Regions from separate parts of the Mus musculus genome. Here regions 1 and 2 are each linked to region 3. Evidence: chromatin loops called from intact Hi-C (ENCODE). Cell type or tissue: left cerebral cortex. All regions are shown on one strand. Links, peaks and the distances in the headings refer to the core of each region. The heading gives the core; the rest is flanking DNA.

The links. A loop is a pair of places that touch in the nucleus more often than their neighbours do. Peaks named below come from ENCODE experiments on the same cell type or tissue, not always from the same donor. Only the 100,000 strongest peaks of a DNase experiment are listed, where the experiment ranks them.
Region 1: a loop joins it to region 3, with 2.1 times the contacts of the local background. A loop is called at or near these places in 1 of 42 quality-filtered maps.
Region 2: it touches region 3 in a loop (2.4-fold over the local background); 1 of 42 quality-filtered maps calls a loop at or near these places.

Annotation. Positions count from the first base shown.
Region 1 is chr1:137,477,225-137,484,657 of GRCm38, forward strand. No RefSeq gene overlaps it. Among named protein-coding and RNA genes, the nearest start is that of Gm34244, 130 kb to the left of the region's middle. In left cerebral cortex, for the core only: no CTCF peak of the experiment used is centred there; a DNase peak (open chromatin) is centred at 3,820.
Region 2 is chr1:137,742,160-137,749,592 of GRCm38, forward strand. No RefSeq gene overlaps it. Among named protein-coding and RNA genes, the nearest start is that of Gm34306, 22 kb to the right of the region's middle. In left cerebral cortex, for the core only: a CTCF peak has its summit at 3,538 (motif pointing left); a DNase peak (open chromatin) is centred at 4,177.
Region 3 is chr1:137,894,837-137,902,269 of GRCm38, forward strand. Gm4258 (a long non-coding RNA gene) reads left to right here and starts at 3,631. Exons shown (of 3, transcript XR_003948014.1): 1 at 3,631-3,949; 2 at 4,592-7,433. In left cerebral cortex, for the core only: no CTCF peak of the experiment used is centred there; DNase peaks (open chromatin) are centred at 3,713, 4,209, 5,512, 5,668 and 1 more place; H3K4me3 peaks cover 3,360 bases; H3K27ac peaks cover 3,350 bases.

The sequences.
Region 1 (7,433 bases), core at 1,076-6,075, 420 kb before region 3:
GGGGAGCCCTGCTGGCTTTTCACATTCACCTATTTTCTGCTTTCATCCTTAGAACACAGCGGGCACATCTCTTCCTCTTTTGATGACCACTTTTGGAGACGAACAGGGCAGATCTTCTGTGGTTTAGACTGTCAGCTCATTCCAATTTATTTCTTTGAGGCCTGAATAACAATTCACCACTAACCAAATATTTATGGTCCACACACAGAGGGCTCTGGCTACTGTGGTTACAGATGAAGGCTTGAGTGGGAAATGATAGATTGTTGGGAGCATGTGAAGTGGAAGATGCCCAGAGAATCACACAGGAACCAGATTCTATGTACAAGCACATGCCTTCTGTTTCTGTCATGCCTTTAGTCTCTTATTCTTGCGATCTGCATAGACAATATGCTACCTGAAGCCAGAGAGGTCCCCATGATTAAAGATGCTTCTCAGAGGTTATAACTACTATTGTGAGAATGCTTTATTGCAGACAAGAAACAACATCCCTTCAGTTTTTGAATTATATCAATGGCATCTGTGATGCTATGAATGAAAATGGGCCCCACAGACTCATAGGGCTGGTCATATTGGAGGTGGGGCCTTTTTTGAAGAAGTGTTTCAAGGGTCCTGGGTGGACTTTGAAGTTTCAGAAACTCAAGCCAGACCCAGTGTCCCTTTCTTTACTTGCTGCCTGTAGATCCGATGTAGAACTCTAAGACCCTCTCTGTCTGCATACGGCCATTCTTTTCTCCATGATAATAATGGACTAGACCCTGAACCTGTAAGCCAGCCCCAATTAAATGTTTTCCTTTATAAGAGTTGCTGTGGTCATGGTGTCTCTTCACAGCAATGGAAACCTAACTAAGATACCATCTTACCTGGGATAGATCTCAGCACTTCTCTTTAATTAAAGTACCCCACATGAAACTGAATCTTATTTCTAGGAACACACTTTGATTTGGGGTCTCACATGGCCTTATTTGTTACTGGCTTATTCTTTATTTGTTGACTAATGCAGTGTCACTAATGCTTCAGCAATATTGATATCAGTGACATATCCAGCTGACCCTAAGTTTGAAGACCCAGAGCTTTGGATATTAGCAGTGAGACAGTGAGAACATTCTTTGCTGGTGATCTGAAACAACTTCTTGTATTACAGTCATCTAGGTTATTAGTTACAGATAAGAAGAAAATGTTTAGCGTGTCTCATAAATCATACCTTATGATTTTTTGACTTCATCATCGTCCCTCTGCCCTTAATGAAGAATTTGGAGGTTGTTGAACATTTCTTTCTCTTTTCTGGCCCTTTGTACATATAGTTTGCCTTTGCTTCTAGGCTCTTCCATCATATTTACACCCTGGTTAAGTCTTCCCCTGCAGACCAACTTTGATTTATTTCCTTTGACAAGTGGATGACAGGTTTTCACAGGAAGCACTGCACTGGGGTGCCCCCGGCAGAAGTGGTGCAGCACCTCCCACTCTCACCCCCCTTCCCTCCTCCTCTCTACTGTGCATGCCTTTATGGAAGGTGATGCTGTATCTGTGGCTTTTAGGTGTTTGTGTCTGGAGTTGAAACTGGTTGTTTCTAGGTATCCATGAGTAGATAAACCAAAGTGCAACCTCATCAGTGAATCCCAATGGAAAGGGATGATTTCCATCTGAGACTGAAAAAGGGAACTTTTGGGGAGTTTTACTCTGAATTGCAATTCTAGGCTGTAGAGAGCTGTTAACTATTGAGTAACTCATCAATTGTTTGCCAAGCCTCCCCTCCTTTAGGAGAAACACGTTTCATACTGAAAGATACCCGAGAGAGGGAGAAAGGATGGCGGTGAGCATTAATTAGACCTGATTTGATTTTTGAGATATTTGAACTGCAGGTGACATTAAAGTGAGTGAGAAGCTAACTGGCTTCAGGACAATGACTTCAGTAGTGACAATGATGCTTAGGAGCAATAAAAAAAAAAAGATTTATTAATTGTTTGGGGAAAATAATCTTAACTTTCAAGTTCTATTTTTTCTGATGATTTATTAGTTTTAAATTTTAATTTATTTACTTACTTGCATCTTGACCAGTTTCCTCTCCCTCTTTTCCTCCAAGTCCTTCCCACCTTCTCTGTCCATCCACTCCTTTTCCCCTTATCTTCAGAAAATGGGTTGCCTCCCATGGATATCAGTCTGCCTTGTCATATCAAGTTCCAGTAAGCCTAGGCACATCTTCTTCCATTAAGGCTAGAAAGGAAGCCTGGTAGGAGGAAAGGGTCCTACAAGCAAGCAAGAGAGTCAGAGACAGCCCCTGCTGTTAGGTGTTCTATGTGAAGATCAAGTTACACAATTGTTACATATAGGCAGAAGGTTTAAGTCAATCCAATGCACACTCCCTGGGTAGTGGTACAATCTCTGTGGGCCCCCCTAGGGCCAGGTTAGTTGATTCTGTAGGTTTTCTTGTGGTGAACTTGATCCTTCTGGCTCCAACCATCCTTCCTCCCCTTCTTCCAGGGTATTCCCCAAGCTCTTCCGTATGTTTGGCTATAGGTCTCTGCATCTATTTCCTCTGGATCTGGTTTACAGTTAGGCTCCTATTGGCAAGTACAGTAGTGTTGCGCCCACCTCGGCCAGTAAGGAAGACACAACACGGTCGGATTCTTCTCAACAGCCTTTATTACAGGAACACCTTGATGCTGCTACGGGGACCCTGGGAACCCAGGGAGGTCTGCTTATATACTCTCAGCCCCATCCACTCATGGCAGGCCACACCACCTCACCAGGCACGCAGCTTCAGTCAATCAGGGCGGCATGGGCATGTCTCCACCAAATATGGACTTGTTTACACCGCCAGCATCATGGTGCACCTGCGCAGCTCTCAAGATGGTCGGTGGTCGTGGCTATTTTCAGGTGTATGGGGAAGTCAGGTGCAAGTCATAAGACTTAGCTGCAGTCCTGGCGCCATCTTGGGACTGCTGCCACACCCGCTCCTCACACAGTAGAATAGCATTAACAGTGTCAGGGGTGAAGTCCCTCTTGTAGCATGGGTCCCAAGCTGCAGTAGTGATTGGTTGTTTTTTTCTTCAGTTTCTGCTAGGTCTTTACTTATGTACATCTTGTAGGCAGGACAAATTGTAGGTCTAAGGTTTTGTGGCTGGGTGATTTTTCAATCACTTCATTGAAAATATTGCCTAGATATAGGAGATGGCTGCTTCAGGCTCCATATCTCTCAGTGCTAGGAGTCTTAACTAGTTCCATCCTCAAAGATTTCTGGGAGGTTCCATTGCCCTAGCTTTCTAGCTCATCCCAGAGATGCCACATCCCCCAATTTCAGTTGCTTTTCCCAGTTCTCTCACCCTTTGTCCTCCCCTCACCTGGTCCCTCCTGTTCCCCCTCCAGCCCCCACCCCTACCTAGTTCCCTCCTATCTATTTCTCCTTTTACAGTGACATTTACACTTCCCTCCTTGAGCCCTCCTTCTTACTTGGCATCTTTGAGTCTGTGAATTGTATCATTATTATCCCTTACTTTATGGCTAACATCCACTTATAAGTAAGTACACACCACATTTGTCTTTCTGGGTCTGGGTTATCTCACTATAGCAGGATGATCTTTTCTAGTTCCATTCATTTACCTGCAACTTTCATCATGTCATTGTTTTTAATAGCTGAGTATTATTCAATTGTGTAAATGTACCATATTTTCTTTATTCATTACTTGGTTGAGGAACATCTAGGTTGTTTCTGCTTTCAGAATATTATGTATAAATTGCTATGAACACAGTTGAGCAAGTGTCCTTATGGTGTGGTGGAGAATTCTTTGGGTATATGCCTAGGAGTTGCATAGCTGGGTTTTGAGGTAGATCTATTCTCAATTTTCTGAGAAACCGACAAATTGATTACCAAAATGACTGTACAAATTTGCACTCCCACCAGCAATGTAGGAGTGTTCCCTTTGCTGAACACTCTCACCAGCATGAGCTGTCATTTAAGCTTTTGATCTTAGCCATTCTGATGGGTGCAAGATGGAATCTCAGAGTCGTTCTAAATTAGTTTACAAAACTAATTCAAGAACACATCAAAAAGATTACCCACCACGATCAAGTTGGCTTCAACCCAGAGATGCAAGAATGGTTCAACATACAAAAATACATCAATGTAATCCATTATATAAACAAACTGAAAGAAAAACATCACATGATCATCTCATTACATGCTGAAAAAAACCTTTGAAAAAAAATCCCAAACCCATTCATGTTAAAAGTCTTGGAGAGGTCAGGGATACAAGGCACATAACTAAACATAATAAAGGTAATTTACAGCAAGTCAATATCCAACATCAAATTAAATTGCGAGAAACTTAAAGCAACTCTACTAAAATTAGGAATAAGACAAGGCTGTCAACTTTATATATATTCAATATAGTAGTTAAAGTTTTAGTTAGAGCAATAAGACAACTAAAGGAGACCAAAGGGATACAAAGTGGAAAGGAAGAAGTAGATGCATTGCTATTGGCAGATGATATGATATGATAGTATATGATATGATATGATAGTATATATAAGTGATCCTCAAAGTTCTATCAGGGGATTCCTGTGGTTGATAAACACATTCAGTGAAGAGGCTGGAAACAAAAGTAACATAAAAAAAAAACTTGGTAGCCTTCTGATATACAAATAACAAACAGGCTGAAATTAGGGAAGCAACACCCTTCACAATAGCTACAAGTAATATAAAATATATTGCTGTAACTTTAACCAAGCAAGTTAAAGACCTGTGTGACAAGAAAGATTTTTGACAAAGAAGCCAAAATTACAAAATGGAAAAAGACAACATTAACAATAAATGGTGCTGTCCAATTGGATGCTCACATGTAGAACAATGCAAATTGACCCATATCTATCACTCTGCACAGAACTTAAGTCCTAGTGGATCAAAGACATCCACTTTTAAAGCAGATTCATTAAACCTGATAGAAGAGAAAATGTGGAATAGCTTTGAAAGCATGGCACAAGAGTCAGCTTGATAAACTGAACACCAATAGATTAGACCCTAAGATCCACAATTATTATATGGGCCCTTATGAAACTGAAAAGCTTGTGTCAGGCAGTGGACACCATTGAAAGGACAGAACAGTAGTCTACAGAGTGGGAAAAGATTCCAACAACCCAACATATGACAGAGGGCTTATATCCAAAATACATAAACCAAGAAAGTAGACATCAACAAAGCAAATAACCCAATTTAAAAGTGGGATACAGATCTAAACAGATAGTTTTTGACATAGGAATCTCAAATATCCAAGAAGCTACCAGGGAAATGCAAATAAAACTTCATTTTTAGTATAGACTCCCATTCTATGTTATTCCAAGTGTTGAATCTAAGGCATGAAGTAAAACACTCAGCTTGTTTGCTTTTACATTCAATGACTAAAATAAAATCTTTGAACTACAATGATCTTATTCATCCTAGCCAATATTATATTCACTATTTAAACTTTTTATAATCTATATTTCCAATTTACTGTATTTTAATTTGGTTAATTCCTATTTTGTGAGAAAGCCAATCATTTTATTTATTATAAACATGTATTTCTTTTTTAAAGAAAGGTTTGTTTATTTATTTATTTATTTATTTATTTATTTATTTATTATATGAGAACATTGTAGCTGTCTTCAGACACATGCGAAGAGGGCATCAAATCCCACTACAGATGGTTGTGAACCACCATGTGGTTGCTGGGAATTGAATTCAGGACCTCTGGAAGAGCAGACAGTGGTCTTAACTGCTGAGCCATCTCTCTAGCCTGTGGTCCAAGTTTAATTTTCAGTTTCCCACAGGACAGCTCACAACTATCTGTAACTCCAGTTCCAGGGGATCTGACACCTCCACAAAGGCATACATGCAGGTGAAATATGAATGTGCAAGTAAATAAATAAAATTTCATATTCATTTTGTTTTTACTGACATAGGTACACACTTGTAATCCTAGCTTTCAGGCGGCAGAGGAAGGAGGATTGCTGAAGGGCTGGAGAAATTGCTCTGCAGTTAAGAACTTCTCACTCATAACCACAAGACATGTATCTATGTATAATTTTACACAGACACACATACACATGAATAAAATAAAATCTTAAAACATTTGTATTTGATGGATGAGCATGGTGGAAAAACCCTTGAATTCCAGCACTCAAGAGACAGAAGCAGGTGGACCTCTCTGAGTTTGAGGGTAGCCTGGTCTACACAGTGAGTTCTAGGCTAGTCAGGACTACAGACTGACATCCTATCCCTGGAAGAAAGGGTCGCCTTTTGAGTAACCATTAGTGTCAGGTCTACTCCTTGATAGTCAATATATATTTTAATTATTTGTTAACAACTACCATAGTGGTTTGAGCACAGCTATTTTTAAGATTAGTGTTCTATGCTTTATATTTTCTTTGAGTTAGAGCACACAAGTAAAATATCAACAAGGCTCTCTAATTCCTCACAGCGTGTTTCCCCTAATCCATGCTAAGGAATCACATTATTATTATATCACCACCGATACTCTGTTAGTATCTGCATCCTACTGTTAACTCAGATGGGATTCCCTCTAAATCAAACCACTTAAGTTTCCATATGGTGATTCTGAGCTGCATGATGTCATCCTGCATGTTAGGCCCAGAAGCAAAGCTGTCCTCCAGAAGGCACACATTCAACCAAAGTGCTGTTTGTGTGTTTGTGTAAATTGTCCGCATGTTCCTTGAGAAACCTGTGTTTTGTCTTTCTTACAACTGATTCTTGCCTTCTCTATGGGGTTCTTGTTGTTTTCTTAGTTTGGTTTGATGGATTTTAGAAAGTAAATCCAATATCCGACCAAAGCGTTTTCTACTTCATCACTGACAAGGGTTTGGCTCCCTAGCAAAGTCTCCATCATCTTCTCCTACCCTCTAACACAGCAGCTACTATTTCCATCCTGGTGTTCAGCCTTTCTTCACTTAGATGTTATAATGACCATGTCTGCTGACAAGAACGAAGCCTGCTTTCCCTATCTTGTATGGTTATGTTTCATGGGCTCCAAGTGAGGGGTTTATACTTATTGTCACCATATTTCTTCGTGTTACATTGGACTCATCGCTGGTCTACGCTGATGACATTCTATCTGATTTGTAACACAGTCCATCTCATATATGATGCATTTCAGAGATTTAAATGAAGAAACTAAAATGCAGTTGTTAGCATCTTTCACAACATGGATTTATGTTCATTCTATCAAGGTTTGCTCACTTTTTTTGTCATATGAAAGTCATTGTAGTTGACAGAGGAGTGAGAAGCAAAATACTAAACAGCTCAGTGTTTCTTTGTGGGGCTTTGTCTCAGGGATGAACAGCCAGCTGCATTCATTTTACATGGACATCTTTTTGTTACTCTCTATGCCTTTATTTTCTTCCCTGAAGTTAACCATTAACTATGTTTTTTAATATATGTTTAT
Region 2 (7,433 bases), core at 1,438-6,437, 150 kb before region 3:
CTAAACCATAAACAAAAGAAGGGAAAGAGGACAAAAAGGGCAGTGTGAGCGTCTCACCAGGAAACCAAAGCTTTTATGAGCTTCTATACTGAGACACAGAGTAGACACTTTAGAAAAAGGAAATGGAAGTTTCATTTCAGTATGTTAAGTTTGGATCTCATTTGCAAAATTTCAGCAGTATTACCATTAAAAACACCAGGTCCACAAAATCTAGGTACCAATTATCCTACAAAGCCTGGTTCCCCCTTTAATTTCCTCTGCTTAACCCATGATTTAATCCATTTCAATGTCAGTGTTAGCAATGTATCGCCCTTGATCCTCTACTGAAATAAAAGTTGATGGTTTATTTAAGCGAAGCAAAGAAATGGTACATTTTGCTTTGTTCACAAGTAAACCAATGTAAAATTTCCCATTACGTATAGACATCGGTTTCTCAGGTATGCTGAGAATTTACTTCTATCTCTTGGCAGGCATGTGTATAAACATATTTAAACTGGAACAGGGTTCTTCTGAGTGACAGCTTAAATTGGTAGCTTACAATAAAGACACATGGCTGGATGGGAGACATTTGGCATTTAGACTAGGAAGTGTCAGGATGAAGATACAGCAATCTGAACTTTGAGTCCATGTTTCTTGTCATCATTTCCCAAAGAATATAGAAATATAACATTTATTTTACCCTCAGCATGCACGAGACCCTTTCAAACATCTTATTCACAGATGCAAAAGAATGAAGAAATATCTTTCACAGGCTCAGTTTGTACTCTGTCTCCCTCACTTGCTACCCTTGCCTGATGACGTCTTTTCCTGTTTCCACGCATGCATCTCAGTATTTGACAAATGTGGAATGGATTGATCAAATGAAGCTATATTATAATCTTAAAAGAAAGAACAATAGTCAGTGTTACCCCCAAATTGGTAATTTTAAAAGTCATTATTATTTATTTTATTGCAATAGCTCAATGTTATAATAATGAGTAACTGAATTAAATTTGGGTCTCTGTTTCATGATTTATGAAATAATCTTTCTGAAATGAATGTGAGTACTTGGAAAAATCCATGCTTCATCAAGAAACCACTCAACACTCAAAGGGGGTTTATTCACCTGTTTAAGAATTTTATAACTTAAATTATCCCAAGGTCTGGCATAGACATAAACAGTTAGAAGATACAAATTGTCAACACATGAGTAGCATTTTCTAGGCATTTGCAAGCATTGACCAAAGCCTCAAACTTGGGACTCTGTGATATGTACTCTAGATGTACCATGTAGCATTGATAGAACCACAGCCTTCTGAGAGCTCATCTCAAGTTTTGAAAAAAAAATTTTTTTAATATAATTTGTTATTGACATAACAACAATCTGAAAACAAGCTACTAGGGCAGTAAAAGATTACTTTCATGAACTTGAACACAGGACAGCAAGATGGGAACCCTAGGTTGAAACAACAGGACCAGTTTTGTAGAGAACACCACAGACCTGGTTTCTGCTCTGGTATATTTATTTTTGAGTGCTGTCTCTGGGGTATTTGCCAATGGCAACTTTTGCTACTCATTTTTATAATTAAATTCATTTTAGAATTAAAAGAACAAAAAAGCAAAAACTCAGGGGTAATGCTGTTTTTGTTTCCATAAACCAGTGTTTGGACATGTCATCCATAATGCCTGCTTTAACTCATTTAAGAACAATAGCATTGATCAACAATGCTTTAACTTTCCCTCATACCGACAAAGCTCCAAATTTTGTGAATGTATAGGTACATGTATAATAAGAACAGTAATATCAACTAACCAGACTTGACCCCAAAAGCTCCCAGGAACTAAGCCACCAACCAAAGAGTACACAAGGGGGGGACCCATGGCTCCAGTCACCTATGTAGCAGAGTATGATCTTTTCGGGCATCAATGGGAAGAGAGGCCCTTGGTCCTGTGAAAGCTCAATGCCCCAGTGTAGGGGAATGCCAGGGCAGGGAGGTGGGAGTGGTTGGGTTGTTGGGGGAATACTCTCATCGAAGCAAGAGGAGGGGGGATCAGGAAAGGGGATGTTTGAAATGTAAATAAAGAAAATATTCAATAAAAAATATACAAAAAAAAAAAAAACAAGATCTGAGATACAACCAGTTGTAGTAAACCTGTTCTCAGTGTATCAACTTCTACAGCATTGTCCTTTTTCTATAATTATTGACACCCCCTGTACAACTAGAAACAAAAAATAATACATTGTCTTGCAAGCCATAGTAGACCAGAAATATCTAGATTTTTTTTCTATATTCTATCTCTCTCTCTCCCCCCTCTCCCCCTTCTCCTCCCTCCTTCCCCCATCTCTCCCTCTTCCTCTCCCTCCCTCTCTCTCCCTACCTCTCTTCTCTTCCTTCCCTCCCTCCTTCCTTCCTTCCTTCCTTCCTTCCTTCCCTCCCCCATTTCTCTCTCTCCTTCTCTTTCTCTCTCTTCCTCCCTTCCTTCTTTCCTTCCTTCCTTTCTTCCTTCCTTCCTTCCCCCATTTCTCTCTCTCCTTCTCCCTCTCTCTCTTCCTCCCTTCCTTCCTTCTCCTCCCTCCTTCCCCCATCTCTCCCTGTCCTCTCCCTGCCCCACCCCCCTCGTCTGTATAAAACTGGATGATGTTGACACCCAGAGCTTCATGAACACTGGGCCAATGCTCTATTACCCAACTACATCCTCAACTCACATGTCCATATCTATCTACCTTTAAAGTGTGGGGCTACTTATTATCCCAGCTATACTGGCTTTGCTGAAACTTTAGTTTGGATTTTGTGCCCATCTTCTGACTATACAGAACATCTAATAAAGGTTTACCTTGTTGAATTCTCACTCCGAGGCTAGAAATAATGGAAACAAAATGTAAAGAGACATTAATTACTTTGATACTTGGTAAGCTAATCAAAATATACAACAAAATAAGCACAGATTTTTCGTGGAGGTACTGGTGTGAGTGGATAAAGCTGCTCTCAGAAGCCATAGTTTATTAAACACAAATTCCAATGTTGGGATTGTTGTTAGATGGGGAAGTCCCCAATTTCCCCAAACAGCACAGGCAATTGCCACTGCTGTTGTTTATCTACCAGAAATAGAAAGGAAGACCCCATTACTGAAGACACCACATATCTTACTCAGAAGACATAGAAAAATGAAGTGCTCCCTAGGCTGGAAAATCCTCTCCTAGCTATTCCTGAGAATACTCACAGTTGCTATTCAGGCTTTAAGGGGAGAATTGTCATTGATAGACTTACTGAGTTGCAATTCTGTATGTCACAATACCTATGTACCAGACAGTAAGTGCTCACTAGCATAGTGGTACCAAGTGTGTTATCAAATTAAATAACCACTTTTTGATTGGCTTTGAGGCCTTCTTTGCAGGAAAGAAGTTATAACTGGTATGATATGCCTATTGGGGTTAAAAAGATGACTCAGGGATGAAAACCAATGGCTGCTCTTCTGGATAACCCAGATTTGCTTTCTAGCACCCATATAGAGGCTCACAAATGGCTATAAATCCAGCACGAGGTGATCCAATGCCCTCTTCTGGCTGGGGACTTCCACAGGCAACAACTGGAATGTGTGTTTGATAAAGTATGGCTTTTGGGAGCAGCTTTATCCATTCACACACAGTATCTGCATGAAAAGTCTGTGCGTATATTATTTTGTATTTTGATTACCAGCTGTGATTAATGATAAAAGAACATGCCAACACCTTGCTGTGGCTTTAAGAATGACTCATAAGACCTCACCCTTCCCTGAGGATCATTACTAATGATTGTTGGAAAAGGGGACGATTTTCTTTAGTGGCATAACCTCTGGCCTCGATGAGTATACACACATATGGTGCAGAGTCTTATATGTTGACAAAATATCCATACATATAAAATAAAATTCAAATAACAGATAATACCTGAGGAATTGTAGACTCTTGTAGGGATGCTTTTGCTGTTGTTTTGATAAATGGACATTGCATGACAATGACATTTCATTCTAAATAACCATGTTTATGATGATAGATTGGTAGTGCTATCAGTTTTGGTCAGAGAAGCCTGTGTTCAGCAGTGTCTGCAGACACCCATAATTGTTCATAATTCTAAAAATAAGTGACTGCTGAATGCCAAGCTATAAATGGGACAGCTATAGCATCTCCTCCAAGCTCAGGAAACACCACAGAAGGAGAGGTAGGAAGAATATAAGAGCCAGGGAAAGGGAGTAGGCGATGTGGAATCCTGACTTCTAGGCATGCCATGGCTTTTGTACTCCTATACTCACAGCAGTTATGATGAACAGCATAAGTGCATGCCAACACCTTGTTGTGGCATTAGCAATAGCTCATACCCACCCTTCCTCGAGGATCACTAGGGAAGGGAATGATTTTCTTTAGTGAAATAGCCCCCTGGTTAGGTGCTCATGTTCTTATAAACAAATTCTCCCATAGGCTATTATAAACAACGTCAATACTCATGGGAATGTGGGGGTGGAAAGGGGGAGAGGGACAGACAGATCTTAGCTGCAAAGAGGAAGGTGATTAGTGGGAGTAGGAGGAGCACCACAGAGAGAAATATGATCTAAATGCATTTAGCACATGTATGGAAATGTCATAATGAGATCCATTATCATGTATAATTAATCTATGCTAATAGAAAGCACACTTTAAGATAAGAAAAATGGGAATAAGTACCACCGGGTATTATTGAATTTAGGATGAGAAATTGTGGGCTTTAAATTAGAAAGTTTTATGTTTTGAAAGTTTCAGCCACTGAGTATTTCTGGACAAGAAGAGAGCTTCATGTTAAGGCAGCTGAGTTTTCTGATTGATTATTGTTTTGGCATTTAAAGTCAGCAGATAGAGGTTTAATTGACAGTCTACTCCATTTAGGGTAGAACTTGGGGGAAGACTTTTCCAGAAGAATTTTCAAATCAGGCCCCTGGCAGAGTTTGCAGTTAGCAATAGCAGCCCAAGTTTAAGTGATTGCTGTCTTGGGACACTGCTCCCCCAACCCCACCGCACCCCCAGTAACCACTGCCTTTTGATGTAACCAATCAGTGGGCTATTTGGGCTACAGAAACAAAGTCCTTCCCAAATTCATAATCTATTCCGCAATGTGATGATATTAGGGGGTAAGACCTTTGGCAAATGACCAGAACAAGAAGACACAGCCCTTAAGAAGAAACCAATGTTTTATGAGGAAAGATAAGAGCACAAGGCTTCTCTCTCTGTTCTTGACCTTGAGATGCTACAAGAAGACAGCAACCTGCAATCCCAGGAGACATGGCTTCCCACCTGGCTCAAAATTCTGTAGGTGTGTTGAACAGGGACTTTGTCAGCCTTTGTCCCTGTGAGGAATACATGTTTGAGATACCCAGCCTATGGCAATCTTTTATAACAAACCAAACTCATTGAGGTACAGCATACGGGCAGGTTACTGGCATCTGTTTACAGTATATAAACTCCAGGGGTTTACATATGGCCTTTCATGATTTGTTGACAAAGGCCAGGATTTTTGCTGAAACTGAGAGACCAAATTCCTTGCCACATGTTCACAAATTTAGAATGACTTCTTAATAAAATAAAGCTTTAATTTCCCTGTGTGTGTAAAATGAGGATGATAATATTTTTCAGCTTGCAAGGTTGCAGCGGTGATGGAGAGAATCACTGTCGTCCTCATACTTATCAACCGCATATAAATGCTAAGCACTTACCAGTAGTCATTAAACATTAATTCACTGAAAATGCTTTCAATTGACATGGAGAAAAGCATCAATTTTGTCAATTTATTTTCACTGCAATGCAAATAAATAAGAGGCCAAGAAGTAGTGGAAAATAGTTTTAATCTTAAATCACACTGGTTTCGAATGTCAAAACATGTTGTAGGATGCCTTTGAGCTCAGAAGCTCCACAATTCTCTAGACTTTGTGGCCTTCCCTGTAGTAGAGAAAGAAATACTTCTTGAGGGACAGATTAAAATGCCAGCTCTTATATTTGCTGACTGTGGGGCCTTGGTCAATTCCTCTAGCACATCTGTAATTTGTTTCTCATTAAGAACATGGAGGGATTAGTTCTCTGAAGTACCTTTAAGTGTGAAGGAGATGACACATAGAAAAGGCTGAGCACTCTGAATTTCAGGGTCGTCCTTCAGCAAAAACTAAATTATATATTCATTCAACAACCTGTTTCTGGGTGACAGACAATAGCCATACAATGGTCTATTACCTGATGGTAGAGACAGGTAAGCATAATTGGAGTGACTATGTAGATGATGGCTCCAACTTTCTTTCTTTCAAAGACAAATGACAGAATCCCCTCAAGCATACAGATTTCTGCCTACATTTTCAACTGTGTGGCTATGCATGTTATGAATGTGTTGTGTGTGTGGTATACATGCATGGATATTTGTATGTGTTTGTGTACAGTGAATACATGTAAGGAAATGGATGCAGTCATGGGCAGGTAGATGGGGTGGTCACAGAAGTTTGGGGTGTTTTATTCTATAATTCTCCATCTTATTGCCTTGAGACAGTATCTCTCATTAAACTGGAAGCTCATCATTTAAGCTAGGCTGGCTGACCAATAAGCTCTCAAAATCTTCATATCGCTGGTCCCTAACTTAGAGGTAATTGGAACTCTCAGCCAAACCCGGCATTTTTCATAGTGCTAGGACTGGAATCCAGGTCCTCACAGCTGCACAACAAGCACTTTTACCCACTGATTCATCTCCCTGGCCCATATTTTCATCAATTCTTAATCTTAATAGATTTTAGGGCACCTTACCACACAACTCAAATACGTAATTCCTCAATATTAATATTTTAGAGACCAAACATGTAAGAAGTATTTAGAGTTTTTCGACAAAGAATCTTTAATGGCTCCTAACTTGCTAGCAAGTTGACTCAGGTAACCAAAGTTATTTGTTAAAGACCTCCTTCGTCATTAGCACATTTACTTTAGTCAAATAGGTAGGTCAGAAATAAATACTACTTTAAATAGAATTAACCTTTATTCAAAACTGTGGTTCTGAAGAACTCATTAAATATGGAGATAACGTTAATAAGAAGTAATTGCAACTTCAGGCCTATTTCTAACTTCCAGGCTGATCCTGGAAGCTCCAAGCCACACTGCTTCCAAATTATTTTCCTACTTAAACGATACTCAGAGACTTTGCGCTGATTAATTTTTGCCAATTGGACAAAACTAGCAACTTGGGAAGAAGGAACCTCCGCAGAGGAATTATTTTAATCAGATTGGCCTGTTTGCAAGTCTGTGGGGGCATTTTGTTGATTAATGATTGATGTGGGAGCCCCAAGCTCATGGAGAGACGTTCCACTCCTCTGCAGGCCAACCAGAATTATAGAAAAATATAGGCTGATCAAGCCAATAAACAGTGTCTCTATAGCAGCGGTTATTAATCTGTGGGCTGAGACATTTTTGGGGTCAC
Region 3 (7,433 bases), core at 1,269-6,268:
ACTCCAGAGAAAATAACAAGCCTAGAAAAGTTAAAAGCATTTATATATTTCAAGGTAAAAAAATAAATCTATGTTTCCCCCAAATATTTGTCTTTTAGCATTTAACAGAAAGGAAGAGGCTTTGTATGTAGTGTGCTTGGCTCATCTCGCTGTGATCTGGCCACACTTCCCACTGTGTGCTTATTGTAAATTCAGAGTGGCTGAGAAACTTCCTGTTCAGATAGCTCATTTTCATCTGATCCCAATTTTCCCACCCAAGACTCAGACCACCCATGACAAGCAAAGAAAATTACTACCAAGAGCTAATTTTGTAATGAAAGCAATTTGAACGTAAATGTGTGAAAGGCAGAAACTTCCATGAATCTTTTCCTTTGGAATGAAAGTTTAAAGCCATAATTCAGTTCTTAATCAAGTAAGTTATTTGCATGTGTAAAACACTGCGTATTCTGTCCTTACTGTAGCCTTAAATGTTGGGGTGCAGAGACATAAATCTGCTTCCATGTTGTAATTTCTAGATGTCATAGAATTTTCCAGGTTTTAGTTTTCCTGTATTAATTGGGTAATGCTTATACGTCTGCCTTGATTGTTTGATATTAGATAAATAGGAGATGAATGTAAAAGGGCTTTGAGATGTAGTGACTCTGGTATAAATATAATAAACTATTACTGAAAAGTGTGGTTACTTGGAGACATTTTAGGATTCACAACACGTTTTGTATCAGGCTTATTTGGTGGCATGTAACTTAGTATGTCTAATTCTGCCATCAAAAACTTTCATTTTCAAATAGATTTCTGTCTGCACTTTGGAAGCAAAAATTATTGCCTTGAACACACATATTTTTATAAGACTAAAACTTTTTAAAATGCTTATCTGAGTACATTTCAAAAGTACATCCATATGACTTTGAAATTTTGAGAACAACACATCATCATGAAATGAACTTATTGGTGTTATTTCTATTTTCATTGCTACCAATAGAAAAAGGGGTGGAGTTTCCATATGGCTGGGGACAAGATGAGATATAGTCCTAACCAAAATGCATAATTCAGAACACTCATCTGGAATGGGACAGAGCAAGTCAAGAGATGTGTAATACTGGGAGGCTAGTTATCTAGATACGAAGATGTCTGTCGAAGAAAGATTGGATCTTAATTCCATGTCACCCTGGCTCTCTGGTAGACACTGATACTCTCATTGAGATATTGTAAAATTCAGGGAAGAGCCAGTCACTTTGATGTTGAAAGTGTTGTGTTCATGGGATTGAGACATCCAAAGGAAAGGATGTTGTGTGGTCTACAAGATCTACAATTTCAGTGTGTGGTAAATGGAAACCACTCTTCAGTATCACACTGTAATTGACAGTTCTGGGGTGAAGGGGGAACAGCTATTCCTCTTCATCAGATCCTGCAGTAAGTCTGCTTCAATGCAGCATTCATAAGTGCCATCTGTCCGTATGCTAAAATCTGTGGAGTGAAAACTAAAGTCATACAGGAGACTACAAAAAACATATCTGTAAAGAAACCAGAGGAAACACAGTGCATGAAATGAACGACAACAAAAAAAATCCTTAGAGATAAAGAAAAAAAAAGTATACAGGACAAAAAAGGGAAGAATACTTCCAATGACAAGAAGCAGTGAGCTTTAAAATATTTCAGAGAGGATGACTTATTTGGAAGATTGAAATTTATAGGTGAGGTTTAGTAGCACAGAGGCATTTAATTGCCCTCTCTGAAAGAGTGCAAGGGGTAATGGCTGCCCCCTGACTTTCCCAGCTTGAGATGGACCCTTTGACTCCTGTTTTGAACATTTCTAGGGCTTGTTGTCCTACTAAGCATTGCATTCAAACATTTGGACCAGTAATAGTGGCCGGAACAACACTCTAGAAAACTCCAGGCTCCTGTGGCCATAAGCTACAGTTTGAACCTTTTGCAGGGCTCAGATGTAAATGTGGTTCCACAGTTGTCCTTAACCTGTGTTTCCAGTCCCTTATGGGCCACTTACCTGAATCTGAACCTAGCTTACATTGAATAGTGAATATCCCATAGCTATGCATAGATATTCAAATACGTTAGTTACACCAGGAAGGAAATAATCAAGGCAAATGATGCTGTGGACACCTTGGGAGAACTCCGGTGCTGTCTCTATAGACGAATAAGAGTTGTACATGTAAATGAATGAGTGCCACAGGGCACGAGCTACCAGCTACAGGACCTGGAGTAGCTTGAAGCTCATTTCCTCATCTATGAAATGTGAGCAACAGCCAACAACTTCAGGGCAACCCAAAGTTGGTTTTTTTAAGGGTGTGGCTGCTGGTAGATCAACTGTGCTCCAGTGGATGGCCCCATACCAGTGAATAAACTGGACTATGTGGCTTGTTTAAGGAGAGAAAACAACAGAAAGAGATACAAATGATGGGGGTAGACTGCTGAGGAGTTAGGTGGGGGACGAGAGAGTAAATATGATCAAATTATATCCTAAGAATTTCTCAAAATATTAATAAAATATAAGCAAAAAGCTAATGAAGTTACTGTTGTGAAGATGGACTAAAGATGTGAAGTCTTGTTACATCCGTGACATAAAGTAAGGCTCCCTTAAATAACGTAACTATTCATAGAGACATAAATAATGGGGTAAGATCCAAAAGATGCCATTGTAGGAAAGTGTGAGTTTCTCGTAGAGAAATGCAAGTAGTAAAAGAGACTGGGTTATCCTAAAGACTGACTACATATAAGAGTGACTGGCTCTTTGGCGGTATTGTCAGCAAGGGCAGGATGATGTTGCAGCAAGATTGCTTTCATTTGGTTTAACTCGGCATTAGTGTTACAAGGCAGCCATTATTTGTCAGGCATGCTTCGGTATTGAGAGAGTGGGATTCGATGATTTTATGGGACCTTAAGCTTTAAGTCTTGACAAATATCTCAGGTGTTTTAAGAACCCTGGTGTGTAAATATCCCCCTGGATAACTGGAAAATACAGTTTGTCTCCAAGTTTTATGGACATTTTATGTTGCTTAAAGAGGTAATTAAAGATGGAATTTGAGGGAGAAGAGTGTATTTCCTCATCCACGTTAGCTGACTTAGTTTGAGTTTCTCATTTAATTTCCCTGGCATTTTGCTTTTTTGATATTTTCAGCGTTACTTTCCCCTTGGTTTTCTACAGAATGAGCTAACGACTCAAAAAAAAAAAAAAAACCTTAATTCTGTTGCCGGTGTCACTCATGAATAATTCAGTATGTTGGTTTAGAACTGCACTAAAACCTTCTTAGTTTTTAAAATAAAATCAGAAAACTTATCATTGGAAGTCCTTGATCCTGGTGCTCCTCAGCCTGACAAATTCTGCAAAGGGATGCAATGATAATCTATTTCTATCATCACTGGAGCTGAAGGGAGAGCAGCAACAACAACATTTTTCTTGAAGGCAAATCACACACAAAATTGCAGGTCAAGGGGATGAAAAGGGGGGGGGGATCTTGCAAAAGCTGAGTTTCTCACCCCCTCCCACAGTCTCTGGGAGGGTGACTTCAGTGACTCCTAACTGATCTGTCACTGTGAAATCCTACAGTCATTCTTCCACACATAAAGGACAAATAGGCAGGAGAGGAGGATCTAAATGCTTTCAGTTTTAACTCTTCACCAATAGTGGAAAAGGCAGAATGCCTAAGCTATGGTTCTGTGGCCAATAGGATGGCGGCGTGTCTCTCACATGACTGCCTGCCCCTGCCTTTCGCATGGGCTCTAATTTAGTTCAATTCAGAACTGCAGATAGTACGGTGGAGCAGGGATGCCTGAGCACAAGTAGCGAGTTCCGAGTGACTTTAGGAAATGCTTCCCCCCCTTCCTGGGCATGCAAACAAGACTCTGCACCTGCACCGCAGTTTGTTCCGGAGAGAAGCCTCGGCTTCGCCCTGCAGGGACGAGGAACTAGAGCAAGAAGCAGCATTTGAAAATTGTAAGTATACATTTCTTTCCGTCAAGTGCGCTGATTAAAATAGTTTTCTGCCAGAAGCCCCAAATACTCGAAGATTTGCCAGGGAATCCTTTTATGCGTAGTTTGAAAGGTAGCCAAAGGGCAGGGAACTGTACCGGGGAGCATTTGTTGCATGCTTTCTTCTGTGAAAGATAAAGAATTAAAAAGAAAAGTAAGGCTTTCTGAAGAGTAGCTGTAGGAGACTCCGCACTGGGACACTGCTCCAGCATGCTGCTTTGTTCATAGGGAAAAAAAATGAAGGCACACACATGTGTACTTAGTTCTCTTCTTTTCGCTCTTTATGTCTAATCAGATTTGATTTGTCCCCAGGAAAAATAAAAGGCAAACTTTGCTGACTCCACTGGCTAGGGCACCCCACACTTTCCAGACATCTGACAGTTATTATAATTAGCCATGAAAGACTGCTAAAGACACTTGGAGGCAAAATAGCTCTTAAATCTGAACAATGGCTTCAAGCCAGGGCTTTCTTTTGATTCATTTTTGAAGTGTTTTAAATTTTACAATAATGACAGAGACTGAACTGTTTTTTGTTTGTTTTTTTTTTTGTTTTTTTTTTTGTTTGTTTTTTGTTTTTTTTTTTTTGTCCACAAAATGTGAAACGAGGTCCGGGCACGAGTGACGGCAGCTGAAAGTGGCCAGTGTGGAGAAGGAAAAGACAGCTTTCTGTCTTAGGAGCCAGGCCTCCATATAAAGATTTTTTTAAAATTCCTAATAGGGTGGGGTGAGGATGTGGGGGGTGGGGAGGAAGCATGCCGAAGCTTCTTCATAGAAGAATCCTCAAAGAATAAAATAATTTAGAATGTCTTCCTGCGGGAGGAGGCAAGGCTATAGCTAACATCTAAGTTGTATTTATGGTAAGATTTTTTTTTGATGGAGTTTTAAACAGAAGTGACATTCAAAGCAGCATTTAAAAAAAAAAAAAACAATTGGAAACAAATGGTAGAAATTGTTCCTGTTACTGCTTTCTTTTCATAGTCAACTAGGGTAATCCAGCAATGCTGGATTGTGTCTTTCCTTCTAGAATCATCTAAATCCTTAAAAAGTTATGTTTGGTCTCATAAGAAATGAAACTGCAAATCAGATCAGTGTGATTATGACTGATGAAGATTCTGAACAACAAAGACTCTGACAGAAAGAGAGTTTATAAGAACACACTGCCCTCCCCATTTTTAAAAGAGAATATTAACTCCATCAATTATTGAAAGGAATTATTCAGAGGCTCCAGACAGAACTAATTACGGCTTAGAGAGGTGCCAGAGCCGAGCCGGTGCTGTAATTATGAAAGTCCAAGACATTAGGAATCATTTTTTTTTAAAGGAGGCTTGAGCACAGAATTTCACATAATCTTTTAAAAATACACCAGTTTTTCTTTGTCTGCTCTCTCATGTTATCTACACCTCCCCCACTGCCGCCCACTGTGCGCTGAGACACCTGAAGGCTAGACATAATGATCAACAGAGCTCCAGCCTGTCTGGACTCCAGCCAGGTCCCCCCCCCCCCCACCCCCCTTCTACAATCAAGGAGCTTGCACGCAATGCATGCCGAGCCTTTCCACCACTATGTGCAGATCCGGGATGGAAGTCGTACACATACTGCGGAAAGATTAAAGACAACAATATCCCCTTTCTCCTACCCTAGACAGACTCAATTTTTAACCCTTTCATTGCCTTTAAAACCGAGATGTCTCAAGCACTCGAAGGCAGGTCTCCAGGGACACTGCAACTCCTGCACCATTTCGCATAGAAGCACACGCCTCATTTGGTGTGGAAATCCCATCTCCACGGATCCTGGCAGAATATTTGAGGATTTACAGTGTGTTAACTAAACGAAACAGAATTCACTGGTGTGGGGAATGCATTTTTGAACAAACTTAAGCTATATAAGATCGGGGTGGGGGGGAAGTCTGAGGTCTGTGGGAAGGTTCTTACAAGCCTTGCTGAGAGGGCTGCAGAGGGTTTCTGAGGCTGCAGTTCTGTAAGCATCGTTCTTTTTGCCTCTGTGTCTTTTTCTCATTCTCTGTCTCCCACACACTTAAGGCGCACACATGAGCCAGAAAAACACATCACTCTATCACAACGAAGCCAGGTTAGTTGGTGATGTCATCACAGATAAAATTTTGCCTTTGTGGGCAACATTTTCAATCACCTAGACGCCAGCGTCTGCTGGGTGTGTGCCCATAGGAAGTTCAAGTGTTTGCGGGGTTAACCAACAGACATAGGAAAGCAGTCTTTTATTCAGAGTTCTCTCTCTCTCTCTCTCTCTCTCTCTCTCTCTCTCTCTCTCTCTCTCTCAGATGTGTTTACGGGGCAGTATGGGTGTGCTTATCATGATATAGTCATGTAGCCAGAGTTCTGTGCTTCTAGTACGCCTTATTAACATGCTGATTATACATGTGGCTAGATTTCAATATGAATAGATGAAATGAAAAGCGTTTTAAAATAATTTGGCTCAAAATTTTACAAAAGTAATAGTCATTATGAATTGGTATTTGTCATTTGCGATTACTTTTAATTGATTTTTACTATTAAAATTCCTCAAGGAAAGAATCATTTATACAAATGATTTTGAAGCGATGCCCATTTTGTGCCTTTGTGCGTATGTCTCTGGATTAGCTGGAACTTGGATTCAGTGTTTGTGCAGTTGTTCACTCTATATTTTTCATCTCTACTTTGGGGGTCTTCCCTAAAGAGTCACCTACCAATCAAGTCCTCAGATCTTTATTAACATACATATGGTATTATTTTATTTTTCTTATGTCGAATGGAAGAAAGATAATTTCTTTTGCCACCCTGTAATTTGAGATAGAGATGGAGAAAAATTCCACATGCATTCTACACCTTATCAAGTTTTTATATGTAACTTATTAATAATGTAGGAATTATGATATGTTTGCTAGCTCAGACATGCCTGGCATTTGATATTCAGTTTTGTAAGCGTTGAAATTCATTCTTTGTACTTCTAATTTAGAAAAGATTTTGAAAGCCTGTGTCTGTGAACAATTGCAGTAAAGGATCAACAGAACAACGGATTTATTTGCCAATGTATTATGTGATTGTTTTAAAGCAAGAGAATAAAAAATTACTGCTTCATTTGATTATTGTCCAGAAAAGCATACAGTTGAAGAATTAACACATTTTGTACTTACAAAAATTATATAAGTTGACTGGTATTTCTGTGGCGTAACACTCCAATGTAAACAAGTAAATAACTTTTTCTAAGGCATGACTTTCTATTTTCGTGTAAAGGTTCCCTCCCAACACACACTGAAGTTCTGGCCTGATGAAAAATAATTTAATTTCTTTCTCCAAGAGAGAAAATGAACAAGCTGTTTTTGATTCCACCCTACTTTCTAAAAGGCAGACCTGACCTGGCCCTCTGGGGATACAGGTTACTAGAAAGGCATCTTTCAAAGACAAGAAGATAATGGACTTGATTGAAATAGCTG